Regions from separate parts of the Homo sapiens genome. Here region 2 is linked to region 1. Evidence: read pairs that join two places in POLR2A ChIA-PET (ENCODE). Cell type or tissue: OCI-LY7. All regions are shown on one strand. Links, peaks and the distances in the headings refer to the core of each region. The heading gives the core; the rest is flanking DNA. Region 1 has its middle 9.7 kb from the start of PHF19. Region 2 overlaps CNTRL (centriolin).

What was found. Peaks named below come from ENCODE experiments on the same cell type or tissue, not always from the same donor. Only the 100,000 strongest peaks of a DNase experiment are listed, where the experiment ranks them.
Region 2: POLR2A ChIA-PET joins it to region 1 with 5 read pairs; 3 of 35 experiments call an interaction of 5 or more read pairs at or near these places.

What each region holds. Positions count from the first base shown.
Region 1 is chr9:120,884,678-120,889,072 of GRCh38, reverse strand. It overlaps a transcript of PHF19 not described here. Among named protein-coding and RNA genes, the nearest start is that of PHF19, 9.7 kb to the right of the region's middle. In OCI-LY7, for the core only: CTCF peaks have their summits at 2,083 and 2,285; DNase peaks (open chromatin) are centred at 2,222 and 2,872; H3K4me3 peaks cover 460 bases; H3K27ac peaks cover 1,910 bases.
Region 2 is chr9:121,084,234-121,088,593 of GRCh38, reverse strand. It overlaps CNTRL (centriolin), which reads right to left. Exons shown (of 44, transcript NM_007018.6): 3 at 51-298. The coding sequence starts at 267. Among named protein-coding and RNA genes, the nearest start is that of CNTRL, 11 kb to the right of the region's middle. In OCI-LY7, for the core only: no CTCF peak of the experiment used is centred there; no DNase peak of the experiment used is centred there.

The DNA.
Region 1 (4,395 bases), core at 205-4,204:
ACCCCCACCTTAAAATTCTGGTTCCTTTTTGGAGGAGCTCCCCATTTTGAGGAAGGATAAAACTAGCACCCACCTCCCAAGGCCACCATCACTGTGAAATCCTAGTGGAGCTAAATCCTTCCATGGCATCTTATCCTGCCTGGCTAGTGGACAGGCACATGGAAAATGCAACACTAGCCAATCAGATAATCATTCTTGGGGCTGACTCTTGAGTGAGTGGTGAGGGGACCCTTGGAGATCACTCACCCACAGTAGAGAACCCTGGATCAGACTGTGCCTGCAGCCTTCCCTTGGCCAGAATTCCTCTCTTGGTCCTGCCCTTTGTCCAAGCCTGTTCTCCAGCCTCTTGTTCATTCTGTGTACCTTCAGTACCCTCCAGAAAGTCCCCCTTTTGCTTTGGATGGACAGAGTTGGTCCTGGTTGCTCATAATCAAGAATTCCAACTGATACAAGGCCCTTGGTCTCCATCCTGTTTACAGAGATGGCAGGAAATAGCCACCTCCCCTGGTGCTGTGGACACTGACCAAGGAGTTTCTTCCCAGGAAAACCATTTTTGGGTGCCATGAAAATATTGGCATAGCCTCTCTTGCCAAGGCCTGAGAATTATCACAGCAGATAGACCCAGTTGTCCAGGTTGCTGCCTGCATCCTGAAAGGCAGACATAAGTTCACGGCTCAGTGCTGGGTTCCACACCTCTCAGCTCTTCGAGCTGCCACCAAGCTTGTTCTCCCTGCAATTCCATTCCCATCTGGGAGCTTCTAGCCTTTTAAGGGTCATGAGTGTGAAGAAGGAGGCTGGGCCAGGCGCGGTGGCTCAAACCTGTAATCCCAGCACTTTGGGAGGCCGAGATGGGCAGATCATTTGAGGTCAGGAGTTCAAGACCAGCCTGACCAACATGGTGAAACCCCCCTCTCTACTAAAAAAATACAAAAATTATCCAGGAGTGGTGGCGCATGCCTGTAGTCCCAGCTACTTGGGAGGCTGAGGCAGGAGAATCGCTTGAACCTGGGAGGCAGAGGTTGCAGTGAGCTGAGATCGTGCGACTGCACTCCAGTCTGGGCGACAGACGTGTGGGGACTTGCAAGAGGACAAGGAATCAAGAGACGTGCACGCGTGTCATTAGGTGCTCAGGGGACGAGCTCCGTTCTCAAGGACTGTGAAGGAAGGTGGGTCGGTCAGTCCCTGGAGAAGCAGAACCAATGGGAGATACACTAGGTATGTATACAGATGCTTGTCCACTTACGATGGGGCTTCTCCAATACCGTAAGTGGAAGATGCATTTAATATACCTAACCTACCAAATATCATAGTATGATTTCTACTGAATGCATATAGCTTTTGCACCATCGTAAAGCCAAAAAATCATAAGGCATACCATCATCATTCAGGGACCATCTGTGTGTGTGTGTGTGTGTGTGTCTGTGTGTGTGTGTGTGTGTGTGTGTGTGTGTTTGTTCATAAACAGATGTATTTAAGAAATTAATTTGCATGATTGTGGGAGCTGGCAAGTCCAAAATCTATAGGGCAGGCCAGCAGGCTGGCGACTCAGCAGGAATTGATGCTTGAGTCTTCAGACAGAATCTTTTCTCCAGGAAACCTCAGTTTTTGTTTTTGTTTTTGAGATGGAGTTTCACTCTGTTGCCCAGGCTGGAGTGCAATGGCGTGATCTCGGCTCACTGCAACCTCCGCCTCCCAGGTTCAAGCGATTCTCCTGCCTCAGCCTCGCAAGTAGCTGGGATTACAGGCACGCGCCACCACGACTGGCTAATTTTGCATTTTTAGTAGAGACAGGATTTCACCATGTTGGCCAGGCTGGTCTTGAAATCCTGACCTCAGGTGATCCGCCCACCTTGGCCTCCCAAAGAGCTGGGATTATAGATGTGAGCCACCGCACCCAGCCAGAAACCTGTTTTTACTCTTAAGGCCTTCCACTGATTGGCTGTGGCCTACTCACTCTATCGAGGGTAATTTTCTTTTTTCTTTTCTTTTCTTTTCTTTTTTTTTTTTTAGACAGAGTCTGGCTCTGTCACCTAGGCTGGAGTGCAGTGGGGCGATCTCGCCTCATTGCAACCTCCATCTCCCAGGTTCAAGCAATTCTCCTGCCTCAGCCTCCCGGGTAGCTGTATAGGTGTGTGCAATCACACCCGGCTAATTTTTTTGTATTTTTAGTAGAGACAGGGTTTCACCATACTGGCCAGGCTGGTCTCGAGGGAATTTTTCTTAAAGTCAACTGATGATAAATGTTAACCACATCTCTAAGATGCCTTGACAGCGACACCTAGATTGATGTTGGATTAAATAACTAGGTATGATAGCTTAGTCATGTGGACATATAAAATTGACCATCACAGAGGGGTCAGCCCAGAGTGGTGCCTCTGCCAGAGGGCGGTGACTACAGGCTGGATGAACCAGCCGTTGGAGTGGGAAACACTCCAGCTGACATTGGGTCATCTGGCTGTGGAAGGGATCTCCATAGTCACACCAGGAGTGCATGGCTAAATGCTGTGGTTAGCCGTGAAGGATGAGTGAATAAATGACTCGTGGTTTGAGCCTATGTTTTTCTTTGCTTTCCCTGTGACCTGCACAGACCAAGCTCCTTGCTGCAGAGGTCTGTTCCTTGGAATGCTTCCCCCCACCCACTTTCTGTCTAGCTGCCTTCGCATTTCTCTATTTTGGTTCGGTGTCCATACAAACTCTACTTGCCACCACACCAGCCACATATAACTCCCCAGAGCCTCTTTCCTGCAGGCTGACTGTTCAGATTCCCTGCACACACATGCCTGGGGCCTGTCGAAGCCTCATGGGTGAGACCCAGACCCCGATGGTTAGAACCACATCTGCAATGAAGAGCTCTCAGCTCACAGGCTCCTACCCTGAGGGATGTCCCACACAGCTGGGCTCTCTCCGTGCAGCTCCAGCCCAGATGTTTCCTCTCCTCTGCAGGGGGAGGCATCTGGGACTTTGAATTGTAATCTTGGAAGAAGCAGCTATAAGACACAGATCTGAATGGTCCCAGCTAAACCTCTTGGAACTATTGCCCCAACTTAAGCCGAAGATCAGGGAGCAGAACAGACAACAGAGAAAGGCCAGACGTGAGAGTTCCTTCTGAGAGCTGTAAAAGAGTGAAGATTAGCTTTAAAGAGCCATGGAATTCTGGCAACAGAATTTCCGCTTCTCCAAGCTGAAAGAGGTCCTGAAGGTCACTTAGGTATTCCTCCACCCAGGCAGGGATTACCTCTGAAACTCATAAGAAGGTCACATGTCATGGAACACTCAAACAGAAGGATTTTAAAATAAATTTTGGCAATTAAAAAACTCAAGAGGACTGCTGGGGACCTGACAAAAGTGGCATGGCATACATCTCTGGGCAAGGGAGGGGCAGAGGCCTGGACCCACTTATGGCTCATGTGCTGATTTACTACTTCATCTTGAATGCGTCTTTCCTGCAGGACTTTGGCCAGACCTCTCCTGCTTTGTTTTTTTTTTTTTTTTTCCAAGATAGAGTCTTGCTCTGTCACCCAGGCTGGAGTGCAGTGGCATGATATCGGCTCACTGCAACCTCCGCCTCCTGGGTTCAAGCCATTCTCCTGCCTCAGCATTCCCAGTAGCTGGGATTACAGGCGCACATCACCATGCCCAGCTCATTTTTGTACTTTTAGTAGAGACGAGGTTTCACCATGTTGGCCAGGCTGGTCTCAAACTTTTGACCTCATGATCTGCCCGCCTCGGCCTCCCAAAGTGCTAGGATTACAGGCGTGAACCACTGCGCCGAACCTCTCCTGCTTTCTAGATATCCGTTTCCCCATCTGAAAATGAGAAGTTGGAAAACTTGACTTGGAAGGTTCCCTCCATTAAGACACAGGGTCTCACTCTGTTGCTCAGACTGGAGTGCAGTGATGTAATCATAGCTTACTGCATCCTCGAACTTCTGGGTTCAAGCAATCCTCCTACTTCAGCCTCCTGAGTAGTTGGCGCTGCAGGTGCATGTCACCACCCCAGCTAATTTATTTTTATTTTTAGAGATGTGGTCTTGCTATGTTGCCCAGGCTGGTCTTGAACTCCTGGCCTCAAATGATTCTCCCACCTCAACCTCCTAAGTAGTTGGGATTTACATGAGTGGCTGGTATTGGCTTTTTTTAATTTTTATTTTTATTTTTTTAGACAGAGTCTCGCTCCTAGGCCAGAGTGCAGTGGTGCTATCTGAACTCACTGCAACTTCTGCCTCCAGGGTTGAAGTGATTCTCATGCCTCGGCCTCTGGAGTAGCTGGGATCATAGGCGTGTACCACCACATCCAGCTAATTTTTTTTTTTTTTTTTGTATTTTTTGGTAGAGATCTGGTTTCACCATGTTGGCCAGGCTGGTCTCAAACTCCTGGCCTCTGGTGATCCGCCCA
Region 2 (4,360 bases), core at 1-4,000, 200 kb before region 1:
CTCTACTTGAAGTATGTGGTCAGACCAATTCTTAGATTAAAAAGTGATACCTTTATGGTCTTGATAGTCCAAAAGCATATTGTTTTCATCTGCAATCTCAACTTGCTCACACCACTGTCCTCCAGAATGAAAAGGTAGAGTCTCTGATCCAATCAAAGGTGAAAGTGACCTAGATCTCATATTGGACATAGATGATGGGATAGGAGAGTGAGATGATGATGGTATCTTTGCTTTGGAGAATATTTTTTGTTGAGAACCTTTCTTCATTGCAAGAATAAAGCCAGGTGTTCATCAAAACCTGTAAGAGTTTTCAGTATATTCAACAAGATTAATTTTTAAGAGTTATCAAAACTATTCTTTCTAGAACCTTCAGGTCTATAAAGTTATAAACTCAGAGGCCATAAATGCTAGGACCCATACTACTCCAAGCTGATGGAGCAGACACTGTATCAAACATCACTGATGACCTTGCCAGAGAGAAAAGGGATCTCCAGAGGGGATAGAATTGACACATGCTCCAGCTGGAAGTGTTGTCATTCCTGTTCTGTTTATTGAACCAAACTAGTCCCAAGGCCCCTTTTACCCACATAACGGGGTCCTAGAATGCAGGAAGCTGGAATATTTGGCAACCAGCAGTATTTAATACTGATGAGCACTCTCTCCTTCCTCAAAGTTTCTTCCTTTGGTTTCTGGGACACCGCATTCTCCTGGTATCCTCCTGCCTCCCTGGCCACTCCATGGACTCCTTTGCTGGCTTTTGTTCCTCCTTGCAGTGTAATTTAAACATCAGAACTCCTCATTGGTCCCTTCTAGTTTCTGTCTAATCTTATCTTGGACAAATTAATGCACACCCATGGTTCCCAATGCCATGTGTTTACTCTATTTAATTTTTTATTTTTTTTGAGACAGAATCTCACTCTTGTCGCCCAGGCTGGAGTGCAATGGTGCGATCTCGGCTCACTGCAACCTCTGCCTCCCAGGTTCAAGCTATTCTTCTGCCTCGACCTCCCGAGCAGCTGGGATTCCTGGCGCCTGTCACCATGCCCGGCTAATTTTTGTACTTTTAGTAGAGATGGGGTTTCGCCATGTTGGCCAGGCTGATCTCGAACTCCTGACCTCAGGTGATCCACGTGCCTTGGCCTCCCAAAGTGCTGGGATTACATATGGGTGTGAGCCATCATGCCCAGCCGATATTTATAACCTCAATCCAATCTTTCTCTGAGCTCCAGACTCCTATTTCCAATTGCCTACGTGATATCTCATTGGCATCCTACACTCAGTCCAGATTGAATTTATTTACCCCGTTCCTCCTCTCACTCTCCTTTTCGTCTTCCAGTGTTCCCTAAATACTGAACACTGCTCGCTGGAATAAGCCAAAAACCTGGGAGTCATTCCTGACACCTCCCTCTTCCCTTGTCCCATACTCAGTCAATCGCTAAATCCTGTTAATTCTTACTCCCAAATAACCTCTCAAATTAAGTCTGCTTCTTTCCATTTTCACTCTCACGCACTCTAATCCAAGCCCTCATCAAACTACTATAACAGCTTCTAACTGATCTGTCTACAAGCTCTCTTGCCTTATTCTTCCATCATTACATTGCAGTCAGATAGCCAGAGTGATCTATTTAAAAAGTAAATCCAGTCCAGGAGCGGTGGCTCATGCCTATAATCCCCGCACTTTGGGAGGCCGAGTCAGGTGGATCATCTGAGGTCAGGAGTTTGAGACCAGCCTGGCCAACATGGCAAAACCCCGTCTCTACTAGAAATACAAAAATTAGCTAGGTGTGGTGGCATGCACCTGTAATCCCAGCTACTTGGGGTCGAGGGGAGGAGGCTGAGGCAACAGAATCTCTTGAACCCAGGAGGCAGAAGCTGCAGTGAGCCTAGATCGCGCCACTGCAGTCCAGCCTGGGAAACAGAGCGAGACTCCATCTCAGGAAAAAAAAAAAAAAAAAAAAAAGTAAATCCAGCAGTCTGTAATGAAGGAAATCTTTACCATGACCTACAAGGTGGTCCCCCATGATCTGTCCCTATTGCTCTAGATTCACCTCTGTCATTCGTTCCCTCAATTGTGGGCTCCAGTCACACTGGCCTCCTCACAGTAATAATAATGCTTGATCTCATTCTTTTTACCATGTTAATTTGTAGTCTTCCTTCAGAGATCAGCTCAACTGTTGCTTCTTCAGGAAAGCCTCCAGTGCAGGGCAGATGAAGTGAAGTCCCCGGTTCTATACTCTCAATGAATTTGTATTTTTTCCTCACATAATCAGTTTGAAATTACACATTTATGTCATTTTGCTTAACATTTGTCTCCATTCTGAACTGTATGCTCCACGAGAGCCTGTCTGTTTTGTTTACACTGTCTCCCGAGTCTAGCATAGTGCCTGGTACCTAGCAGGAACTCAATACATATTTGTTGAATAAATGAATGAATAGAGTTATCTTCCAGTCATCCCTCTCCATCGTCCAACAATATTGATTCTATCTCCAAAATATTTTGAAATTCGTCTCTATCCATCGTCACAGCTACTGCCCTAGATTCAACTTTTATCCTCTCTTGCTTAGACTATTAAGATACTCTCAGAACCACCTTCCTTCCAGTTCTCCTTTATCCTCAATCCATCCTCTACCTTTGACCCACTTATATAATAAAAACAAAAGAAATGTAATGGTTCCCAATGCCTATGAGTCTAAACATTTTGGCACCATGCACTACAAACAGGACTCATCACAGTCTGGCCCAAACTTTCTGGCCTCCCCACCACATACCATTGCTCTAGTCATCTTTTTGTCATTGCCTGAACACATCATGAGTTTTTGCTCATGAAATTCCCTTTCCTTAAAGGGAATTCGTTAAAGGGAATTAAACATCCTCTTATTTCTCTCAACCAATTAAACTGTTACTTTTCTTGTGAAGACTTTCCAGAAATCTACTTTCTTCCTACAGAATGAATCCTCCCTGTTTATTACACTGAATATACCTACTATATATCTTTTGCTTGCTCAGAATGTAACAACCACAAGTGGAGAAGTAATCTCTGAATTCCCAGCAGCTCCATGGTGTCTAGGTCATGAATACATCTAACATCTTATAACTAGAATTCACCCTGTTTAAAAACCATACTTTCAACAGTGTGCTCTTTCATGCATGTGCTCTCTCTCTCTCTCTGTATGCATATTTTTTATTGCAATGTATCATACATAAAGTACATAAATCATAAGTGTATATAGCTTCATGAATTTCTATGCAGTGAACACAAGCTATGTAATCAGCATCCAGGTAAAGAAACAGAATATTTCCAGAATCCCAGAAGTCGTCTCATGCCCCCTTCCAGTCACTAACTCCCACACATGGGGAATCACCATCCTGACTTCCAACACCAGAGATTTTTGAACTATTTTTGAACTTTAGAGAAATGAAACCATAAAATATCTTTTAAATCTGCCTTTTTTGTTAAATATCGTTTCTGAAATCCATTCATATTTGTCTCATGCTATATGAAAAACATCTGATCACTTCAAACTTCAGTGTCTACTATTCTTATTTACAAAATCAATTTTATTGAAGTATAGATCTTCCAGAAGGAACTAAAGCATTTGTTAATGAAAGAGACCTTGGTCAAATTCCTTTAAATGTTTTCATATAAAAATATTTCTTTTCCTATATGAAAGAAAGGTAAAGTTCATGACCATTAAGGCTCAGAATGGTTTAGCACTGTGACTTGATTAGTCCTTAAAAATTACATCCTCAGCCGGGCATAGTGGCTCATGCCTGTAATCCCAGCACTTTGAGAGGCTGAGGCGGGCAGATCACGAGGTCAGGAGATCGAGACCATCCTGGCTAACATGGTGAAACCCCGTCTCTACTAAAAATACAAAACATTAGCCAGGCGTGGTGGCAAGCGCCAGGAATCCCAGGTGCTCAGGAGGTCAAGGCAGAAGAATAGCTTGAACCTGGGAGGCGGAGCTTGCAGTGAGCCAAGATCGCGCCACTGCACTCCAGCCTGGGTGACAAAGCGAGACTCCATCTCACAAAAAAAAAAAAAATGACATCCTCTTCTATCCTAGGCATACAGTGTGCTGTGCCTACAGTGTGCGTACAGTATATAGCACACTGTAGGCCTCGAACAGAGCCTAGCAAATGGTAAATAATTAACATTTATTGAATGAGTTAATCATAAATAACATAAAATGTAAAATGTACTAGTTAGTATCTCAACAAAAAATGTCTGCATGAGCAATACTAGTCCTTAACATCAAGAGTCCTACATTTGCAAGGTTAGGTGTATGCAAAAATGATTTTCATGATACACAGTTGTTCTTATAAGTACATTTAGTCTAAAAACAGTACAAAAATTAT